Linked DNA regions of Homo sapiens: all the other regions are linked to region 2. A link is a loop called in an ENCODE intact Hi-C map of the cell type or tissue named here. Cell type or tissue: PC-3. All regions are shown on one strand.

What was found. Peaks named below come from ENCODE experiments on the same cell type or tissue, not always from the same donor. Only the 100,000 strongest peaks of a DNase experiment are listed, where the experiment ranks them.
Region 1: a loop joins it to region 2, with 2.5 times the contacts of the local background. A loop is called at or near these places in 4 of 110 quality-filtered maps.
Region 3: a loop joins it to region 2, with 2.9 times the contacts of the local background. A loop is called at or near these places in 3 of 110 quality-filtered maps.

The regions. Positions count from the first base shown.
Region 1 is chr4:123,750,034-123,758,033 of GRCh38, forward strand. The region is part of intron 3 of LINC01091 (long intergenic non-protein coding RNA 1091); the gene reads left to right. Among named protein-coding and RNA genes, the nearest start is that of LINC01091, 100 kb to the left of the region's middle. RefSeq lists enhancers at 1-166, 167-750. In PC-3, no CTCF peak of the experiment used is centred here; no DNase peak of the experiment used is centred here.
Region 2 is chr4:123,668,956-123,676,955 of GRCh38, forward strand. The region is part of intron 3 of LINC01091 (long intergenic non-protein coding RNA 1091); the gene reads left to right. Among named protein-coding and RNA genes, the nearest start is that of LINC01091, 23 kb to the left of the region's middle. In PC-3, no CTCF peak of the experiment used is centred here; a DNase peak (open chromatin) is centred at 4,116; H3K4me3 peaks cover 559 bases; H3K27ac peaks cover 1,292 bases.
Region 3 is chr4:123,982,469-123,990,468 of GRCh38, forward strand. No RefSeq gene overlaps it. Among named protein-coding and RNA genes, the nearest start is that of LINC01091, 340 kb to the left of the region's middle. In PC-3, no CTCF peak of the experiment used is centred here; a DNase peak (open chromatin) is centred at 4,203; H3K4me3 peaks cover 652 bases; H3K27ac peaks cover 889 bases.

The sequences.
Region 1 (8,000 bases), 81 kb after region 2:
GCATCAGCATTATCTTGAGATGTTAGGGAGAAAGGGTGGTGGGAGGGATTGGGAGGTAGCAGCAGCACCAGCACAGAAACAAGGGCCAGAAACAGGCCTCCTGCAGGGGCAGCCACTTCCTCCTCCTGCCTGCTTAGCCCTGCTCTGCAGACACACAATAATCACCCCAGCGGGTCTAGGGATCAAATGACGGCACTGCTGAAGGATTAAGAGCAACTCTATCCTCTTGGCTTGGACTTTGGAATTTTCATTAAAATGACCTTGGGTGTGGTGAGAAAGGAATTCAGACAACAGGGATCAAGTCTTAAACATGTCACCTGGGAAAACAACCGAAGGGCCCCTTCAGAGAGAGCTTTCTTTCTGGGACTCAGGCAGAGTTGTCACACTTGTTTTCCTAAGTGTTTCTCACATGGGATTAGCCTCCAGATATGTGAAAAGTGAGGAGTTGAAGGTCTGAGGTAGGCAGAATGAGGCAAAAAATAAATTACAATGTGCTAGTGCAGGCTGGACTTCTTAACGTTCTCAAAGCTCTGTAATGTTTGACTTGTTGAGAGATTGCCCTCTTCCTCTCCTCATCTCATTGCTCTCAATGGAAGGAGCTGGGGCTCCATCTGCAATTCATGGTGGGTTATTGTAAAAAGCACTGTAGAGACTGGGTTGGCCTTATGTAGGCAGCAGCCTGTAGTCCAGCAGACGTGGATAGATGGCTGCAGGCTTGAGACTTAGGTAATTTGAGGCCGGGCATGATGGCTCACACCAGTAATCCCAGCACTTTGGGAGGCTGAGGTGGGCGGATCACGAGGTCAAGAGATCGAGACCATGCTGGCCAACATGGTGAAACCCCGTCTCTACTAAAAATACAAAAATTAGCTGGGTGTGGTGGTGCATGCCTGTAGTCCCAAGTATTTGGGAAGCTGAGGCAGGAGAATCGCTTCAACCTGAGAGGTGGAGGTTGCAGTGAGCTGAGATTCTGCCACTAGACTCCAGCCTGGCGACAGAGTGAGACTCTGCCTCAAAAAAAAAAAAAAAAAAAAAAAAAAAGTAACTGGAGAAAGGGTACAGGCCTCAGAAATTTAATATCAGAAATGGGAGGACTTGGGAGAAAAAGTAATCTGCTGATGACTACCACAAAGTATGTAAAAAGAGAATAGGTTTCTCAGTGTGGCTCCTATGTCTGTGGGCTCCTGAAGTGGGCTTAGCTGAAGTAGGAAAAATCATAGAAAGGTCCTCTTATAGCATCACTAACGAAATCAACAGATGTAGGCTAGGAAATGGCAATGACTAGACGTCAGAAAAAGGTTAGACAGTGAAGGTTCTGCTGAGACAGAACTGCAAGGAAGTTTTTTGGTCTTTGTCCATGCCCAGCAAGGTGTGGATCCTGATGTCTATCACATCTAGGATTGGCCATGCTTGGTTCTTAAACCAGTGGGGTCCAGTCTGATCATGTAAAGGACCGTCTTCTCCCATCAGTGCTTAGAGTAGTGAGGAGATGGGACCTGGTTCTGGTACTTGTGATCAGAGTGCCGGCAATTAAATTTGGCCCTTGGGATTTGTAAATTATTACATAAAGCTGCAAGTTTCCAATCTAACCACTGTCATCATCATCGTCATCACCATCATCATCATCATTATAGCTACCTATCAAAGGATAAACTCCGTTAGACATGGTATATACTGTTTGTAATCTTTTCTGATTTGGGAGACCAAGGAAATGAGTATCCTTATAATGTCTGATGCTCTAAAATACTAGAGCTCAACAGTTTTTTGAGGTCAGATTTTTAGTGATATGACCAGAGAGCTAGAGAAAGCACTTTGCAGTGTGAGAGAGAAGAAAGCAAAATTATATACATAGGCAATGGGGTTGGCTAGAGAGTTACGAGGGTTTTGGTTGTTCTTAAGCCACAGACTCCATTTTATTCATAGGTTCTACAAAACATTTTTTTTATGATAAAATTTTCTTTTTGCTGAAACTATGGAGGTTTATGTCACTTGCATAAGATAGTCTGAATTAGTAAATGTTAATAAAGCCTACCCTTCTTGTAAAGAAAAAGTTACAAAGAAAGAATAAAATGATTGTAAAGGTTAATAAAAGGATATAGGAAAATAATGGCTTACCATTCCATACTTGCCTAGAGCAGAGCTCCATAACCTGTGTTAGGAGAAGATAACTTTATCTCCAATTGCAAACCAAATTAAAAATATCATATATTGATACCTAAAGAATTGTTCTCCATAATGTCTCTGATTCATAAAGCTAAATGGTGTGTATTCCAAAGACTATAAGTAGACCTTTTTGCTTTTTTAAAATTTGTGAATGTCTGAAGCTCTCTATCTTTTTGGTTTTGTAAGTTTGGAAGAGGAAGGAAATATTCAACTCTTTTTTTTTAAACTATATTTCACACCATGTTTACATGATAATGGATAGAAAATTGTAGCTTAATGAAATCATTACATTCTTCTGTTTCAATATGGGGAAAGAGTTCACAAATTTATATTGAAAGAAAGTCAATGGCTACATGATGTATACTTAGAAAATCTAAAAGAATCTGCATGTACACTATTATAAGTGAATTTAACAAGTTCACTGGATATAGTATCAATGTATAAAAGTCCATTGTATTAATATATGCCAGTAAAAAATGAATAGTTAATAAAAATTGTAAAATATACTGTTCAGAATATAGTTAATTTAGAGCACCTGTGAATGCTTATCTCCAAAATGGCCTACTTGCAAGGTTGGCCCTTAGCTGGCATATGGGAACTTGGATTTCTACAGGGTTCTCATGACCCCAGCTGATAAGAGTTTTTCACTGTATCTATACTGTGTGCAAACAATGTGGTATATTTTGAACATCTGTTTCCCTCTGGGAGTCTGGAATTTTGGTATGTTGGGCACAGAATCTCCAGTGAGTTTTCCTGGTAGACAACATTCTGTACCTCACAATTTATTGCTGGGGGAATTAAGCTTATCCTGTGAGATTCTCCTGGGAGAGAACTTTTTGAAGCGTGTACTTGGTGTAATCTAGACTTCACCCAATGCTCCCTTTCCTTTTGTTGATATTGCTTTGCATCTGTTTGTAGCTCTAAATCATATTCATGAATATAACCATATGCTGGGTCCTTTGGGTCCACCTAGCAAATCATCAAACCGAAAGATGCTCTTGGGGACCTTAGATAGAAATATCATTTACTGTGATAGTAGGAAACATAAAAAACTGGAAACAAGTATGATAAAAGATATACAATATCATTACATCTAAAACTTTAAAATATTATTGAGAACAATTAAAGAAGACCTAAGTAAATACTGTGTTCATGGATTGGAAGATTCAATACTGCTAATATCTCAATTCTTTCTAAATTAATTGATAAAGTCAATGGAATAAAAATAATAATTCCAGCAGATTTTTAAAGGAAGTTAAATTTGATAAGCTGATTCTAAAATTTACGTGAAAAGACAAAGGGCTAAGAATAACCAGGACAAACTTGAAGCAGAATAAAGCTACCTAATGTCAAGATTTATTTTAAAGATATAGTAAGTAATTGAGAGAATATGACATTGGCATAAGAGTGGACAAACTGACCATTGGAACAAGATAGGAAGTCCAGAGACACACCTACACATATATGTTCAAATGGCTTATGATAGAAGTATAGAGGGGAAAGGATTATCTGTTTAGTAAATAGTGCTGCATTTATCAGATAGCCACATGGCAAAAAACATATCATGTACACAAAAGTCAATTCCAGATGGACTGTAGATCTAAATGTGAAAGACAAAATTATAAAACATTTAGAATAAACATAGATGAACATCTTTCTGACTTCGGAGTAGGCAAACTTGTTAAAATAGGAATCAAATACCCTCACATGCAAGAAAATAGTGATACAATAGAGTAAATAAAAGCAGGACCTTCTGTTTCTCAAAAGACTGAATTATAGAGTGGAAAAAGTACTTGCAGTACACATATCTAACAAAGGACTTATCTCCATAATATGTTAGCAAATTTCACAATTATTAAGAAAAATCAACAACAGCCCAATAGGAGAGTGGGCAAAAACTTCACAAAAGAGACAATCAAGTGTATAATAAACATATGAAAAGGTGCTCAATTGTATTAAACTTAAACAATTCTGTAAACTAAAACCACAGTGGGATACCACCAACATGGCTACATAAAAATGATGGAAACTATCAAGTATTGGTGAGGGAACTGGCCCTCTTATACAGGACAGATCAAAGGGAAAATTTGTTACAAACTGGTTTAGCAGTATCTACTAAAGGGGAGCATATGCATATCCTATAACTAGGTAATTCTCCTCTTAGGTATATACCCAGCAAAAATTCATTCATATGAGCAAAAGATATGTGCTAGGATATCACTGCAGTCCATTGATAATAGCCAAAAAATTGGAAAATAAGCAGTATTCATCAACAGTAGAATGGATAAGTAAATTGTACCGTCTTCAAAAAATGGGTTAGTATATAACAATAACAGTGAATGGTCTACAATACATGCAGCAATGTAAGTGAGTCTCATAATGCTGAATGAAGAAACCTACAGAAGACTACATACTGGATAGTTCCTTTTATAAAGTAGGAAAAAGGTAAAATCAATCTACCATGTTAGAAGTCAGGCTCATAGTACCTTAGGATGAACAGTCATGGGGAAGAGAGTGCAGGAGTGGTAGAGATTTTTGTGATACTGGGGAGGTTTGAGGGCTACTTTACAGGTTGTGTTTAGTTTCGAAAAATTCAGCAAGCTGTACACATATGATATAGAAACTTTTCTTTCAATGTGTTTTTTTTTTTTATCAAAAAGCTAAAAAGACAGTATTGGTGGTTTTAAAGTGCTCTGTTTTGGTTTCAGAATTCTGATGTAGTCATTTGATTAAACTGTTTGTTTAAGGATTGTGTTTGAGGAATTTTATCACTTATCATTAAACTATTAGTCTCACGGTGAAAATCTGATATAATACAGCGGAGATATGTCCCAAGTGCTTCAGGAGGACCGAGAATGAAATGGCTAATGTGCGGAAGTGGGAGTAGGAATTCGGGGAGAGCTTCATGGAGAGTATGATGTTTAAGGAGAGCTTTGAGAAGAAGGAATTGGAATAAGCCAGTGCCTTTTCTACTTTGTCCTTTGATATCATTACGTTTTAACTTTGGCTGCACATTAAAATAACCTGTGCAGCTTTAATACATTGAAGCTAGAAATCCATCTTCATTCAGAAATTCTGATTTAATTGATCTGCAGCTGGGAGCTGGGCAGCCGTAATTTTTCATAGTTTTCAAGTCATTTTGATGTGCAACCAGGGCTGCGAATTACTGATTTAGGCAGACAGTGAGAAAGTCAGTCAAGGAGTAGAAAGGAGTGCAGGACAGTGGCTGGAAACTGTAAATGACTTAGAAAGGCTGCATCACAGGAAGTTAGCAAGGCAGGTTAGGAAGGGTCTGAATGGAGAGCCAATCTAAGGAGTATGGCTCTTCAGTAGGCAAAGGGAAGACAGTGGAGTATTGTAGGCTGATGGCTGAAAGGATCAGATTTTCAATGAGCTCTTTAGAAAGATCACACTGGCTGGAGTCTGAAGAATGAACTGGAAGGAACAAGACTGCTGGAAAGAAAATCAGACTTTAATTAGCTGCCTTTACACTTTTTTTTTTTTTTTTAAACAGTCAGGGGCTTGCTCTGCCACCCAGGCTGGAGTGTAGTGGTGCAATCCTAGCTCACTGCACTCTCGAACTCTTGGGCTCCAAGGACCCTGTCAGCTCAGCCTCTGTAGTAGCTGGGACTGCAGGCACCCAGCATGGTGCTTGGCTAGTTAAAATTTTTTTTGTTGTTAAAATAGAGATGGGGTATCGCTTTATTGCCCAGGCTGGTCTCAAACTCCTGGCTTCAAGTGATTCTCCCAACTTGGCTTCCCACAGTGTTGGGATTACAGGTGTGAGCCACTGCATCTGGCCCTTAATGCTATTTTACAAGTTTCTGGGTCCTTATAATTGTTCCTAGTTATAAATCCATTTCCTTTCCTTTGGTGAACATGCACGTCCCTCACCCAGGAATGCTCTTGCCTGCCCTTTTAGACTGCTTGCTTGTCTTCTAATCTTAGCTTAAACATCATCTTCTTTGGAAAACCTTTCTTACCCCTTCTAAGAAAAACTTTTCAACACATAGAAATAAGGCAAAACAGAGGTGATATCAATGGCATTATTTGTCTGTATCATTCATGGATTATTTACTTCTTTAGAAGATCGCACTTGTGTTAATTTTGTTATTTACTAGTTGATTAAAGTTTAGACATCATGAAGTTACATGGTAACTGTGTAGTATAAATGATAACCCAAATATTATAATTTTATTGCTTTCTGGGACATTAATCAGTTTCGTATCTAACTAATAATCCTATTCTGAATTCATCTTTTAGAGATGTCCATGAATTCCCAATTCTTCAAATGACCTTGGAGCCAGCTTTATCTCTTACTGGTTCCCTCATTAATGAGCTAAATAAGACTTTGACACCAATTCACATGATTATATGAGAATCTTGGTTTAGCTTTTTGAAAATTTTACTTTGTCATCCTCTAAGATTGAGTTAGGTCTTGTTTCCCACAGACTGTTCGGCCCCATTATAGCTTGAACTTACTGCCTTCAGGCACCAGGGCCATTTTGACCACTCCTAACCCTCTTGACCCACCTTTGTTTCTCAGGGTACCAGGTTGTAGAATCATGTATGTTTTAAAATTAAAAAAAAAACATTAAAATATCCACTTTTTTGAAGTCTAGGACAGTAACCTGAATATGCCTTATGTTTCTTTCCCAGGATTTTATGAACACTAAAGGTGACAAGGTTTCTCTTTAACTTTGCATAACAGTTTTCATCATTGATTAGAATTTTGTCAAGGGTAATGATTGTTTTAGTTGACGCTCAACTCTATAAATTTAACATAAGAACTGGCTTTCAAAAAATTTATAATTGACAAGTGCATTGTTAAACTCTCTACTGATTAAGTTTCTTTATGAATAAAACTTGGATGTGATTCATCTTGATAACACATAAATATTTCAGCTAAAAAAAATCACACATGCTTATTAGAAAAGGGGATGGAGGGGAAAAAAAGAGTCAACCATAATTTTTTTTTTTTTAACCTAAAGGAAACCATTGGCCAAAATTTAATTGTTATTTTGGAGATTTTTTTCTATGTATAATTTTTCAAAAAGTAGTTGTAATATTTCAAATAGTTGTAATATTTCATAATATTTCATTTTATTATTTATTTATTTTTTCTGGGATGGAGTCTCATTCTGTCACTCAAGCTGGAGTGGAGTGGCACGATCTCGGCTCACTGCAACCTTCGCCTCTTGGGTTCAAGTGATTCTCCTGCCTCAGGCTCCCGAGTGGCTGGGATTACAAGCATCCTCCACCACACCTGGCTAATTTTGTGTACTTTTTTTTAGTGGAGCTGGAATTTCACCATGTTGGCTAGGCTGGTCTTGAACTCCTAACCTGAGGTGATCCACCATCTTGGCCTCGCAAAATGCTGGGATTATAGGAGTGAGCCACAGCCTACATCATACATTTTAAAACTTAATTTTGCATTATGTCCCTTTTCCATATTATTATACTCTTATAGATACATTTTTTAAATAGCAAAATTCATAACTCTCAAGTAAATTAAACAAGGTTCTTAATTATTGCTCTTTCTTGAATTTGTTTGATTTTAGTCACTTATAAAACTAGCATATTGTCATTCAAAAGCACAGTGAAAAATTCCTTCAATTTGTATGAAATATTTAATGGCTGAAGTGTAAATTCTGTGCCACTAATAAAAATTAGAAATTTTGGGTATCTTCTGCAATATTCCACTACTGTGATGTTCTTCTTATCATTCTGGGTGAGTAGGTTGACTCCTTCCTTTCAGATGGTCTCAGGCACTGCAGGGGTCAAGGAAGAGTTATAACCAATATAATTTAGAGGGGATGAAAGTTATGTCACATTTC
Region 2 (8,000 bases):
TTGCTTTTAGCTTTCTCATGTGCCCTAGGTATTGGGAGGACGAGAAGCAAACAGCCATTGGGAGGATCTATACAAGCAAGCAGTTTTGTGCTGCTAAATTTGGATTTTGGGGGAAAGACAACTATCTTTGTTTACTAAGATACCAAGGATGCTCAGTTATTCATTCATTAATTCCATTATATGAAGCCTACTGTGTGACAAGTCCTGGAGATACAAAGATGAAAGGTGAAGGCCCTGGTCTCAAAGGAGCTTTTTTTCCTTAAGATTTTATAAATAGATACTCATGGCATTATAGGATATGGTGAAAAACAGTGTGCTAATTTGTTGTCAATAAAGTGAACTCAGGATCTAAGCCAGGTGTGCATGTGTGTGTGAGTATATGTGTGGATAAGGCCAAGTCTCTGCAAAAAAAGTGTTATCTTGGCCAGGCATGGTGACTCATGCCTGTAATCTCAGCACTTTGGGAGGCTGATGTGGGCGGATCACGAGGTTAAGAGATCGAGACGATCCTGGCCAACATGGTGAAACCCCGTCTCTACTAAAATGCAAAAAATTAGCTGGGCATGGTGGCGTGCGCCTCTAGTCCCAGCTACTCAGGAGGCTGAGGCAGGGGAAGCACTTGAACCCAGGAGGCGGAGGTTGCAGTGAGCCGAGATCGTGCCACTGCACTCCAGCCTGGCAACAGAGCAAGACTCCATCTCAAAAAAAAAAAAAAAGTGTTATCTTCCCTTCCTTTTCTTCTTTTTCTCATTTCTTACGTATAATATAATAATGCTGTGTTTTGAAGGCAAACTTTCAAATGCCTTTGGATAGTTGTGGGGATTTTGCATCCCTTTGCTACAAAACATGTCTTTTAGAAGATGTTGAAGACAAATCCTTCTTTAAAGCCCATTCGTCTATGGGCATCATTGATAAGATAACCAAGGTGATTTAAATAAGTAAAAAGTTATTTCAGTTGGGGCCTTGCATATGTAGAGGGGAAATGAAGAAAGTGTTCTCAAGAACTCTGAATCTCAAATCTCACAAACTCCCCACTCTTCCAGTTTGAACTGGACACATCTGTATGTTAGGCCCTAGATTTTACAACTTTATTGCCTTTTCTTTGGACCAGTTTTATGGGAATGGCCTGTGAAACAGCACCTATGCAGAGTAGGGAAAGCTAACTCAAGATAGAGGCAAAACCAGAGAAATCAGGTGTTTACAAGGAGTCAAGAAAGTATTTACCTTTTAAGAAGGGCAAGAAATTGTGGTGAAAATATACTTGAATATATTGAATCTATATTTACCTTTCTAAGCAGGTTATACTTCTCAGTATATAAACATTTGGAACCGAGGGGTTCCAATCTGCATTTTCTTTTTTTCCCCCTTTTATTTTATTTTACTTATTTATTTATTTTTATTTTTTGAGATAGAGTCTCACTCTGTTGCCCTGGCTGGAGTGCAGTGGCATAATCTCGGCTCACTGCAACCTTTGCTTGGACTACGGGTGTGCGCCACTATGCCTGACTAATTTTTGTATTTTTAGTAGAAATGGGTTTTCATCATGTTGGCCAGGCTGGTCTCAAACTCCTGACCTCAGGTAATCCACCTGGCTTGGCCTCCCAAAGTGTTAGGATTATAGGCGTGAGCCACCATGCCCGGCCCAGTCTGTATTTCAAAGATTTGTCTATGAAATGGAACAGTCACACTAAACATACTGCAGTCATACCAATGAGAAGGCAAAATAAATAAATAAATAAATAAACAAAAAATACCCCCCCCCCAAAAAAAACACCAAAAAACCAAAAAACAAACAAATGAAAAACAGAGAACAAAAACCAACACAAAAACCCAAGAACTAGCTGGTGGATTTGTCATTCTTGTATGAAAATTTCTACTTGCCTACAGTGATGGCTTTCCTGCTTTGGGTTTTTATAGTATTTGGCTTTTTGTGAGATTCGTATATTTAAAATAAAATTTAATATCTATTAAATATTAAAGCTACTTGCTGGCTAGTAGTTTCAATAATTTATTATGTATATCTTGTACAATGTCCTAGTTTCTTATTTTTTGTTTTTCTTAGAGCCTCGTAGAGCTTAGATTAGAGTGAGCTGAGTGAGGCACTCAGCTTGGAGACCCAATTTAAGGGGGTTTCAAATACCTCAATAATGAAATTTTAATGAAATATTTAAAAAATCAAAATTAATGCAAAAAATCCACGATGAACATCTTATCAAAATTTTAAATAAAGACAAGACCTACTCTGCACTTGAACAATTCTGTCTCATTCACCTCACCCTAATCCTGGCCCTGGTTCCAATGAAACTTAGTTTAAAAACAAGCATCTAGCCCCCGGGGCATAGTTTATTGGTTAGAAACAAAATCACATTAAGCTCTTATTGATTACTGCATTTTCTGGCACCCCTTAATATTTTGCATCCTAGTCCTGGTCCTACCTCTCAGCTACCCTTAGAGTTGATTAAATCCCACTGTATTACTTCTATAGGTAAAGTTTATGTGAAAGCTCACAGAGGTGATAGGACTAGCCCAGGTTGAGCAGACAAGAAATAATAGGGTTAAACTTACCATGGTTTTATGTCCTCTATCTTCCCAATTAAATTCCTTGAGGATAATATTTTCGGTTCTTATTTCTTTCTGTTATACAGTGCCATGAGTAAAGCAGTCTCCCCAACCCCTGTACTTGTGATTGTCCTGCTATCTGCCTACCATCAGTTATTTGTGTGACCTTAAAGGAGCTGCGTAGTTCTTGTTGTCTACATGGCATCCCAATTCTGGGTAAATTCAATGAAATAGAAAAGAAAAGAGTAGAAAGCAAAACAAAACCTTTCCCTGAAACTAAAATCCACTTTCATCTCACTTACATAGACAAAATAGCTGACTCAGTATTTGAAATTTTTTTTAATCAACTGGTTTGTAGTGATGTATGGATACAAGCAGAGTTCCCTAATACTTAAGACAGATTCATCTCCTTAGTAGAAGTTAGTAGAATTAATAAATAATAATTGAATGCTGTCCACAAAAGACAATGTTTGAGCTGGTAATTATTAGACCAGGTGGCTAGTGTTTCTTCATTTTCTCAAGAGGTGGGAAAAATATAAGAATTTTCAGTCTAATAACAATTATATAAAATAGCACAAGGTATGGGCAGGGGCGTGTGTGATGGCGGGAAAGCAGTGGGGAGGGAGGAGTTGGAAAAGAGGAAAGCACAGTCATCTTATATGGTTTTTTGGTTAAAACTATGAGAGATTTGTGGGTTTCACATCAGTCAACTTTCATTATTCTTGTTCCCATCTTCTCTGATTCACATGGTTTCAGTTTCTTTTGAGACGTCTTTGGTTCAAAACTTTATGGCCATGAAACAGAGTTTTAAAAACAGTTTAAAATTTTTTTAAATTTTAAAACTGTTTTAAACTGTTTTAAAAACAGTTTAAAATTGACAAAAAGTTTTGGAAGCAATCAGTGAGTTTTGCACAACTTTACTAGCAGTTATTTTTAGTGTGAAAAATGGTGCTATTCTATGATAAACATGGGTTAGGAATGTTTATGTCATTATTATGTAGCTACTTAGAGAAATAAGACCACAGTGTTACATATGTTTGTTGGAAATGGAACTTATTGGAAAGTTAAAAGGTGGAGATTATAATATATATACAATATGTGAGAAATATATTTTTTATATATGAGGAATATATTACATGGAGGCATAATTTCATTGTGTTGAAAACAGCATTTGCTTAAACTGGAGAAGAGATAGCTATTTTGCATTCCACAAATTGTATTTAATATTACATTTAAAAAATGATAACTTTCAACAGTTTGAGATCTCTTTTGAAGCCCAGATATAATTTTCATTGTGACAAAATAGGATGAAACAGGAAAGTTATTGAAAGATAGCGTTGATTTAAAAAAGAGGTAAAAAGTATATTTTCTTGTGGAATCAATTTTATATGGATGGCATAAATTTAATCCTTTGACTTATTTGTCTGCTAATCCTGTGATACATAATAAATTCATAGTTCAATTAATTGGATATATTGTATATAGTGACTCATTTAAGGAAAATGAGCTATCATGATCCAGAAGTATTTATGGGGTGACTAAAAGTTCAAGGTGCTGGCTTTACAACATCAGTAAACAGACTTTATACTTCTAGGAACTTAGATCTAAAATCAAAAAGAGAAAAAAAAGGAAGATGACATCAGAAGAAGGTTAAGCAATCAAAAAGTAATCATGCAAGACACATACCGGATGCAATAGAAACTAGATAATCACTCATTTCACAGTTCATTAATAAATATCTACTGGAGGGAGGAAAGGAAAGAAAATGTTTTGAGTACCAACTATTACCAGGCACTGTAACAAATACTTTATATTCTCTCAATTACGGTGAAATGGAGGGCATAAGGCCAAGGCATCCGAGAGAAATCTGAACATATGAGGAAGAACATTAGCTTTCATTCAGGAGGAAAACACATGAAAAATAGGGAGTAGGTGACTGGGCAGAAGTGGAAGGTTTTTAAAAGGTAATTTTGGAAAGTTGGCTACCTGGGACTGTACTGTGGAGGGCTCTTTAGCACAAGCTCAGGCATGCTCATCTTTATGTAGGTAAGGGAACCTGAAGTGTTTTTCAGCAGAGAGAATGTAAATGGCAGACACGATGGAGCCTGGCGAGCCATGGGGCCACGTGGAGATAGGGGGAGAGGAGAGTGGGCTTGACTTTGAAGACAGCGTTCTTACATGGCTCTATAGAAGTAAGTTTTCTTTGAATAGCCCTGACTAGTAGTGATTTTATTCATTTAATTATCAATAATTCAGAGCCACAAATATTTTCTCTGGCTTGCTGTCTATCTAAAAGCATCTGATTGTGAGAAGTAAATGTCGAATAAATAAAATGTTAAATGTTTAGGATAGGCCAATGTTTAGAGTCAGTTGGTGGTGATGTTCAAGGAAAGGTACACAAGAGTGTTCCTCTTCTCTTCCTCCTATTAAAAACAATTTCTTGAGAGAAGTAGGAAGCAGGAATTTCCTGAAGTGAGGAAGGGCAGACACCTGTGACAACTTGGCAAGCGTGAAGATATTTGCACCCTCCATTTCTGGTCCCCATAAATGCTCTTCAATCACTGCAGGCACGTCTGCCTCCTCCCCTCCACTCACACCACTCTTCTGAAGCTCCCTCATAAAACCCTCCTTTCTTTTTCCTTATCCTTCTTAACATCTTGTGGCTTTTTATGCAATTGTTCACCTCCTCTCACCTCTCCAGCCAGATTTCTCTTAATCATCCCACATCTTAACAGGGGTGATTCTCAGTCATCAACAGTCAGTATGATTCTTATATCATTAACATTCTTGAGAGTTAAATAGTTCCAGGAGATTGAGATCACTTAACTTTGCTAAGACCTCAAAAGCATACTATTTTATCCATAGAATACAGTTTTTGGACTGACTGAAACATTTGCCAAAATAATTAATGAATTATTTCCATGTAGATTACAAGTCTTAGTTTCAGTGTCATCCATTCGGGTAGGTGCTCTCTGACCTTTAGGACAATGTCAGGCCACTTAGTGACATTAAGATGTCTTTTAGTAAGGCACCTTTTACTTCTTTTATAATAGTCATCTCATTTCATATTCGTTTGTACCTCATTGAGGATATAAACTGTGTCTTAGGTATTGACAACTGTCTCTCCAAGATTTAGCCCGGGTATGTGTTAAGAACTCAAAGAATACTTTTTTTTTTTTTGGTTAATTGATCAAATGCTATGGACCTGTTCAAGTTCAAGAGATGCACTTTACCTAATATTTAATCTACAGAGCATCCTTTTTAGATATTCTTGCTTTTGCTTTATTTCCTCATTCATGCATCTAATTCCCACTTTCTCTTCTAGGCCATTTTTCTTTATAAACTTTTTTAAAAATATCACTCTATGAGCATTACTATGTGCAGCTAAGGAACAGACAGCAAAAAATCTGTGCTGAGCTATGCATGTAAGGCTTGAGGCTTGGCTTACAGGACAGTTAATCTTTCGGTCTTGGCAAAATTTCAAATCACCATGCATCTTGGGCCTTCAAATTTACTCACAAATTATTGGTACTACAATCTTTAATCTTATACTTTTCATATTAAATGCACTCTCTTCAGATTTTTTTTTCTCCTGGGAAAGTCAGTGGCTGCAATTTTCACCTGTGTATCTCTAAACTTACACCGCTAAGCCTATTCTTTCATGTGAATCCAGCCCCACATCTGATGGCAGCAGGATATTGGCTTTGGTTTGTGAAACTTAACACCTAAGGATTGTAGCATAATGTGGACATGGTATAGGGAGATGGGAGAACTGGCTTCTAGACCTGGTGGGGCCATTAACCCTCTAAGTGAATTTGGAGAATTGACTTCACCAGACATTCGGAGAAACCCTGAAGACTCCCTGCAACGCAGTTTTCTAACCAGCCTGCTGAAATAATTCTGAACTCCGCTTAGTGTTTTGAATTGCTTTGTGTTTCTATTTGTACCAATCTGACATGGTAGTAAAACAAGGTGTAGAAGAAGCTTTGGCCCTGACAGAACCAAGCAAAACTGAGATATGTCTCAAGTTTACAAAAGTCGGTGCTGCTGCCGGGAGCCTTCATATTTTACTTTTCTTCAACTCAAGCCTCTTGAGAGAATGGCCTAGTTAGAATAATATTAATCTAACACAAGTAAAAGAAAAATGAAACCAACTGCTTTTCTTTCTAAGCCCACAAAGAAACAGTAACTGGGCTTCTCTGGAGAAACGTAAAGTCAACCTCAGATGTGCTCACAGGCTGGATGAAGCCTAGGGGAAGCTAGGGGCTTAAGTGGTCACTTGAGGGGTATTCTTTTGAAAATTGTGTGGCTGAACTTACTTAAGCCTCTCTTATAGGAACAGCCACCCAGGAGAGTTTGTAACATAAGGGCAACCATACCATATTGGGAGACAAAATAACAATTTTCTTGATGAAGTACACAGAGCAGAAAGATTTGTGCACTAGTCAACTTTCTTTTTTCATGCTTAAAGGGAAAATCAGTATTTCATATTCATGGTTTCTGATGTAACATTTTGCTAGGACAGTCAGAAGGGATTAATACTATTTGTTGTAAAATATCCACAGTGTTATTTTTATAAGGATAACCAGACTGAGGATGATATTCTTAGGTTCCACCTGGTTTTCACACTTTTGGTGAAGTAAAATTTAATTGAGTTTTCAAAGGTAGGAAAATATTCTATTGCTGGGAAATATAGCGTAAAGGATTTCTGCATGCTTCCTCTGGGTTTTTCCTGTGAGCTTTAAATTAGGATTTTCTGCCAATTTTCTGGCAGAAGCAGAGGAGACATAGCAGTTTTGCTGATGGTTTTGATTATGAATTGTCTATATGGCATCAATAAAAATAACTAGAACTAGGTCTGATGGGCACTGAACTTGCTTAAAATGCTAATAAAAATTATAAGAGAAGGGAACGAATCTTAAATTTTAGATATTTTTTCTTATAGTCCATATGGAAAGACCATTTCTGTTAAAAGTACAATAACTAGAGAAGAATATGTTCTCTTCAAAGTGCCAATAAAAATTCAAAATGTCATTTTCCAGTGCAATTCGGCCTGAAATCAACCTGTTTTATGGTAATTATGGGCTCTGGCACCAGAACATAGCAGAGCTTTAGAAACATTGAATGAGTGATTGAGTCCAACCTCCATAAATGTGAAACATATGAAATGATTTGGGTAAAGTAAAAACCAGAGAGCGTTGTCACCCTCCCTACCTTGAGCTATGCATAAAGCTGCGTTAATGTAGTGGAGTAGTCATATCAGAATGAGGGAGAGGGTGAGAAAAATATTTTCAGAACAATAGAAATAGCATTTGAAAAGCATCTTATGTGGTAGAGGGGAATTTTCTTGTAAAGGTATAAACTGTGAGAAAGAGATGATGATGCCCAATGTGGGCAAAAAATGCCTTTTCATTGGCAAGATTCGGGTATATCACTATGAA
Region 3 (8,000 bases), 310 kb after region 2:
CCATATTACTATGTACACATCTATTCACTGTTTCTATTTACTAGGTAAAACATGTAGCAAATTACATGAAATAGCAGAGTATGAATATATATTGTGATATATAGTATATATATAGAATATGTATTACAATATATATATATATTCCATGATTACAGCAGAGGACATGAGTTACAATTAATGCTCTTTTAGCAGTTGCCATCTGCAGATGGCTAAGTGTTAACCAGCTCAGTGGAGAGTCAGGGTGACAGTCTTTCACACTCATCCCTCTTGGTACTGGGGTCCCTGTCTGGCATCCGGGAAGAATCAGGTGACATGGACTTGAAGGATGGTGAATGTGGACGTTTTATTGAGTGTGGAGGTGGCTCTCAGCAGGGTGGGGAGCTGGAAAAGGGATGGAGTGGGAAGATTATCCTCCCCTGTAGTTCAGCTGTCCCCAGTCAAACTCCTCTCCAGCAGTCCAGCTGCCTCTTCAACATTCAGATGTTTCTTCCCTTCTCTCCTCTACTGCACAACTCTGCTCCTCTGCCAGTGGACTTTGGGGTTTCTGAGGGTACAGGATGCAGGGGCGTGATGGGCCAGGGTGATTATGAAAAAAGCAACATTTGGGCACGAAAACAGGAATAACTGTTCTCATTTAGGGCCACAGTTTCCAGGCTTGAGGGTGGGGGCTTTGCTGGGGAACCGCCCTCTCTACCTAGTGTTTCCTTGCCTCCTGTCTGTATCAGTAATATTAAAAAACTGGAAATAATTCACCAGATTTTCTTATGGTTGACTTGGTATCACACGAGTTTCTGAGTATCTTTATACTGAAAACATCAACAACATTAAGTATATCTCATGCTTTCCTGAGAGCAGAATGAGACTTTTGGCAGAGGTTTCAGTATTTAAGTTCCTAAATTATCTTGTCTCTGTGAAAATTCTGCATTATCCATAGTTGTCAATCTGATTGGACAGGATATATGCTAATAAAAATTTCACTTTTAAAAATTATCACCCAAATGTTTTCTATGGTGTGGATATCCACTCAATTGTATGTTTTCTAGACATAGAGTACTTCTTCCTACTCTTTCAATCCAATTTGTTTATTTAAAAAAAGTATAGTCTTTCAGAAAAATATTCTAGTCTCTAAATATTTTAGAGAAATATGATCTGATTGTTATCACCAAATTCATTGTATTTAATACTTTACATTAAAATATCAAGGTTTTTTTTCTTCTTATCAATACACTTTACATTGGTATATCAACCAAAAACACATATAGTTATTTTGTATTATTTCATATTATTTTCTTTTGAGAATTATTATATGTCCTTCACTTTATTCACTTTATTTCACACCTATAAGTTAACTTCTTTCTTTTTAAATTTAATTTAAAGCTTTGAGTTCAGGTAGGTTGAAGTTTCCTCAGTCCAACATGATCTTCATAGGTCTTATGAGATGATTATGATTCCTAGCTAGGAACTCACTGCCCAAGTTTGTAAAAGCATTGTCCAGAAATCCAATGGTTGCTTTACAGAGTCAGTTATTGACTTTCTATATCTATACTTTCTTTCCAAGGAAGCCAATGTCAAGTGGATAAGAGAGAGATAACACCCTGTCTCTTTCCCTAACTCTTCCATTTTCTTACCCAGTTTTTCAAAGCTGCTAAATTCCAACTTTTTTTTTTTTGGCTCAAAAGCAATATTGTATGTGTTATAATGATGGTGTATATAAAAAGAATAGTGATGCCAGGAAGCAAATCTAAATCAGTAAAATATAAAAAACCCATTTGTCTTAACTAAAGAAACCATAGAAGCCTTTCCCCCCTCCTTTTTCCTACTAGGTTAGGTACATAAACCCCTAATTCTAACCATCCTTCTAAGTTACTCATCATTGAGTATGTTGTATATGCAAATATGTAGGTATGTATGTTGTATATGCAAATAAATATTTTCTTCTGCTTCTGGAATCATGCCCATAGTCCATCCAGAAATAAGTAGGAAGGATGAAGGGCAAAGGATTTATGCCAACAATTCACTCAACAAATTAACAACAACAACAAAAATGAATCTTTTCAAAAATTAAGCAAACAATAGCTTTCCAGAGACTTCATCTAGTAGTCTTCTGCTTTCATCTGATTGGCCATAAATCTGCCTCGAGACTATCTCAACGTGCTGAAGTACCTGGGGAAGTGATTAGTTTGAACTGGGCACATAACCATGCTGAAAAAAATCAGCTTTGCTAGAAAGAAAGAGGGAGAAAAAGATGTTGGCTTGCACCAAGTAGTGTTACCACAACTGCCTCCCTGGGATAGATATAATGAAAATACTTACAGCACAGAGAAAATAAAAGCTTTCCAGCTCTATTTTATGAGAAAATAACTTGGAAAAAATGGCAGTGAAAAAATTTCAACCATTGTTTCAAAATATTGGAATGAGTAAATTTAAGAAAGTATTTTAAACTTTGAGATAAGCACAAATTTGACATCTTTTTTTTTTTTTTTATTTCTCTACCTCCCCCCTCCCTTCCTTACTTCTTTTCTGCTTGTAAAATTATAAATGGGTCCAGAGTCTTTTCGTTGCCTAGCACATTGTTTATCAAACTGTGCTCAGGAGCATCATCAGCAGCTGCTGCAGGGAAGCAGGGCCCACAGCGGGGCTTTGATAGCCACTCCCCTTCAAACACAGCAGCTCTGCTGTTGGAGCATTTCTGTCAGGGCACTTCGAAGGGTGGTTGCTCCAAAAGAATTGGAAAGCCACCATATTAAGTCTAATTCTCTAATTTTACAGAAAAAGAAGCCAAATAGAAGTTAAGAAAATTGACCCAAGGCCCAAAGGAACACCAGGGATTAAGCCCTGCTTTTATTTATTTTATATTTTAGTATTTCCGCCTGAAGCTGAGTCTTCTAACTCAGCTTCAACACATTGTTACTAAGTTATCACTGTGATGGTTATTTAAAGAAATTAGCAAATTAAGAGGCTTGGAATAGAAATTCACCTTCTGAATTTTAGCCCAATTAATTGCTATATAATACATGTCTAGTGAAAAATATATTTTGGCATCAGACTCATGGTTATTTTCAGATAGAGATTTTGACTATGCAAAAAGATGACTATGAGATAACATAGCAATCTTTTTCTCCAATAATCCTACATATTCAAATTAAGGGTGAATGATTTATCCATGTGACAAGATATATGGTAAAACAATATTACCCAACACTATATTAGGCACTTGTGTCTCCTGCTTTAGGGATCGCAGAAACTTTCTGTGCCTGGAGGGTATAGTGCCAAATACCAGCCCTATATATATTCAGAAAACACTTTTCTGCATTTCCATTACCTTTCTTCAGTGTTTTTGGCAGAAGTGGTGAAGATTTTGTTACTAGGCACTATAATAATGATGGCACTGGTGCCAATATTTTCCTCTAAGAAGAAAATAATAATTGCATTCACTATATTTAACCTGCCTGGCCAAAATAATTTCTGCTTAAAACCACAATGATGAAGCTAGGAAGTGTGACATTTTTGGTTTTCCTACCAAAATCAGTTAAAAATCTTGTTTTGAATTTGATATAGGTTATTATGATGAAATTCTTATTGGCTTTAATTTATTTGGCTTATGATTTTAATTATGTATTCATTTTTATAACAGCTTGCAGCTGATTAGTATTTTGTCAGGATGGCAAGCAAGGATATGTGTATTCCTTAATATTTGCTCTGAATTATTTGTTTATTATTCTTAATAACTTCTTGAAAAATCTTAATCAGAAAGAAGTTATAGAACAAAGAACTCCAGCCTTGGTCATAACATGAGGAAATAATTTTAGCATTCTGAAAATATGCTGAAGGATGAGACCAGCAAAAATAGGGCGGGGCTTCAACAGCCTTCTCTCTGTACAAACAACAGCTGGATGTGCCTGTTGCCACTGGTGGGGATGGTAATGATGGAAAAAAAACAATGTTTTTTTTTTAGTGTTGGAAAGTTTTCAGTGAAATCATGATGTCACCAGGATATGTTTTGTCTGTGACTATAATTTGCATAAGTTCCTTCCCATGGAACTATGTAAAATACAAAGGAATGTTTTATAGTACGTTTTGCCTCTGTGATGCCAATGCTCTTAACAGTCCATGAAGTAGACATCATGAGCAAAGAATTTCTTTTGTACATTCTCTCAAAGTAAGAACTAATGAAAAAGGAAAGAAAAAGGCTGTGCAAAGACTATAACTTTCACATTGTACTCACAGAAACAACAAGACTGTTTTGCATTCCTGATCTTTGACTAATATTTTAACTTTGTACTACATATTTTTGAGACCAGGATCTACATTCCTTTGTACTTATAGTTTGAGATGTGTTCTCATTTTATTGTTCTTCCTGTTATAATTACTTTGTGCGTTTTTTCAAATTCCTGTCTTTGAAAGATTTCAGTCATCAATCAAAAAGTATTTGAGACAAATTTTGGAGGTTTGGTTTGATATGAAATAAAGAAATGTCTTGATGTAGAGTAGAGGAGTTCAAGTATCCAATAAAATGTCTGGAAATCAAGAGCCATTGAGTGCTTACCCAAGAATTTTAATTTCAAAAATACTATTTGAACCTTGTGGACATGTTCAAGTTGGCTCATGAGTCTCCATGTGAATCAGATGATATAAATAAAATAATGAGGGGCATGGTCAGGTGAAGTGGTGTAAACATCAATGTGCCAGAGACATCCATCTCTAACTTCCACAATACTTTTGCAAATGTAATAGTTGAAAATAATTATTTTACATTTACTGATGACTTTTATTTCTGGTAATATAGCTGATTAGGTGATCTGAATCAACATTCCCATTGGAAACAAATAAGAAATACTGGGTAAAAGTTTTCAAAAAATTATTGAAAGCACCAAATAAGTGGGAACATTAAAAGGCTTCACAGGACAACTTCTAACAAAAAGCGGGAACCTGGAGCAGTAAGGCAATTACTGAAGCCATTTTTATCCTGAAAGCCTTTGTTGAACTCGGTAAACTTGACCTTCAGTTTTGAGGTCTCCACTAGAACATAAAGTTCTGAAGTCAAGGCTCAGGGTCTGCCCAGGGCGAGGAGTCAAGTAGCAGCTCTTCCCTGAAAGCTGAAGTAGCAAAAAGCTATATCCTCAGGATAAAGGTGAACAGGAATTAAACTATCCCCATCCGTCTCACCCCAGAAGAGTGCAAAGAAATTGGCCTCAACCCTGAGCCAAGCTAGAGGAAAAAACAACTTCCTGAGATGTTGTAATGACTGCCAGCTGTCTCATGGATTTATAACAACAATTAACACTATCTGTATTTATCATGCAGTGTAAACTGTGATTTAATTTTCAGCAATTCTTTAATTATTTAAATGATTGGTAGTGTTTCCAGGTACCTGGCAGAAACAAACGTGAATGTTTTTTGGAGGCATCTGCCTTAACCTTAGGCTTCAAAATTGGTTACAAATAAGTAACCCCCAACACCTTGAAAAAATAATCAAAGCATACAAAGGGGAAAAAAACCACAAGAGCAGAACAAGAAGGAAGAACAGACAACACAAAGATACCTGCAAAAAATTTCTCCTATTTTTGAAGCAAATATGAGAAAACAAAGTCCTCTGAATATTCAAAGCCCGACCCTCCTTATACCCTCTGACGGAATATAATCGACTGTGTTATTTCTCCTTTCCACCATTATTTTTGTTTACTCACTTCTTGTTTACAAAGAAATCCTCCTGTATTGAAAGAATAATGTAGGGCCTCATGCTGTAGGGCCTCATTCAAAGTCTCTTTGAAGAAAACAGTGAGACCAGAACAGATACAGGAGCTTTTCAAGTTTAACATACAGAAATTTAAATTGCCATTTTGCCAAGGTTAACACATTGAACATCAGCAATTTTATATGCTTCAGCATAGTATATTAGTTGAGCTAAGCTGCTGTTTCAAGGAGACATTAAATACAGAGAATCAAACAGTATAGTTTAGTTATCTTTCAAGTAATAGTCCAGATATGATTAGCTCATGGCTTATGAAGCAACTCTCTTATCCTCAACATAAGACTTTCAAAGTTTCTCTAATTTTTCCATTTTATAGCCATCTAGCAGAATGAAAGATGAAGCCCAGGGCAAACACATTTCTCTAAAAAGAGTTAAGAGAAAAGTTGAACACATTTCATTTGTTTATATCCCAGTGGCCCCAAATTAGTTAAATGGGGTCGTCCCTAATTTCAAAATCTGTGCCCTCAATAATTTCTCCTCTTATTTTCTCCTTTATTGAGGTTTCTGTTCTACTTATTATTATTTTTGTTTGATTAGAATCCTTTATCTAGCAATTATCTCCAATGGAGTATACTGTTTTAAAAACATTTTTGAATCCTTGGATATTGATACATATCTTTTTTTTTTTCATGCTGCCAAATGTTCAATTCTCTTCTCATTTCCTGTATTGCAGATAAGGTCAATGTGAAATATTATTTTCTGTATTCCTTTGTAAATAACCACTTCTTTATGTTTGGAGGCGTATTACGATGTTTCCTTGGAATTCAGGGTTTTATCAGGATATATGCAATATTAACATGTGTCTTTTTTTTCAGAGACCTTCCTGGAACTCAGTGAGCCTTTCTAATTTGAAAATTCAAGTCATCCCTCTTGTTAAATAACTAAATTTGGCCTAAAGCTGCTTTTGTAATGTGACTTGCAACCTAACCTAGTATGCAAACAAACTGCAACCTAACTTGAATATATTCTTATAACAAATAGTTTAGTCCCAGCCAATCACAGCAGCTGAGCTTCAGCCAATCATAGGCTACCAGCTGGTTAGATCATGTCCATATCAGACAAATGCCTCATCACACCATGCCCAAGTAAGACAAACACGGAGCTATAACCAATCAGTCTGTTTCTTTACATCACTTCCTTTGTCTGTCTATAAATACTGCCTGCCCATGTTCTTTGGTGGAGCTCTCTGAAGCTCTCTTGGTTCTAAGCAGTGCTTGAATCATGAATTGTTCTTTGCTCAAGTAAATTCTTAAATTTAATTTGTCTAAAGTTTTTATTTTAAGAGGCTACTCAAAGGAATTTTAAAACGTTATATTTTCAATGATTTCCTCTCCAACATCTGTCATTTTTCCTTCTTCTGGAACTCCTATATTCCTATTTTAGTTCTCCTTGCAAGATAGGCCCTATAGCAAGAAGGTAATTGAATCAAGCTGTGTTAGGCTGTGGAGCTCGCACCTGATGCATGACAAGCTCTTTATTGTGCCCCAGCAATCATACTGTGCATTGCATACCTCAAGACTGATGACATACACTTGGCCTAGGTGAGAGTTCCCCAGCAGTTTTCCAGACAAGATACCATCCTGGAATGATCTAGGCTTATGTACACATAAGGCCGACTTAAAAGGGGACAGGTATGATCTTGGACAATGAATGTGATTTACTTGGGGGCTATTAACTGCAACTCTGTAGACCTTAGAGGCCAGAATATTTGCACCTCCCTTGGAGAGTGTAATTGATCTTGCTGCTGCGTATTTGAATTCTTCTGCCTTTTTTCTGAACACTTTAGATGGAAACAACTTGTTTGATTTACCCAAGCAGTTTTGGCTTCTGTGCTTTATCTTTCTGTCAATTGTACCAGTTGTGAGTATTTATCAATAGTCTCCATGCCCTCCTGAATCTGTCCTACAATTCTAATATGTTTTTGGTATGTTTGCCATTTATTTATATTTCTTATTCTATATTACCAGACCTTTGAACTACCTGATCATTCAGTTTCATTGTAATTCCTTCCTCTTCGATACACCATGATTTCTTTTTAATTTAAAAAGAATCTTATTTTTTTAAGTTTAGAAAAGTTGTAACGTGTATGTGTGTGTGTATGCATGCACTATCATGAACTTCTGTATTTTTGTTATTATTTCATGGGCCCCTTGTCTTCTCTTTCCTCTAACAGTGCTGTTTCACTGTGAGACGCCTATTCTGGGTCTGGTGCTTGTTCTTCCTTTTGCTAAGTACTTTGTCCCTTTAG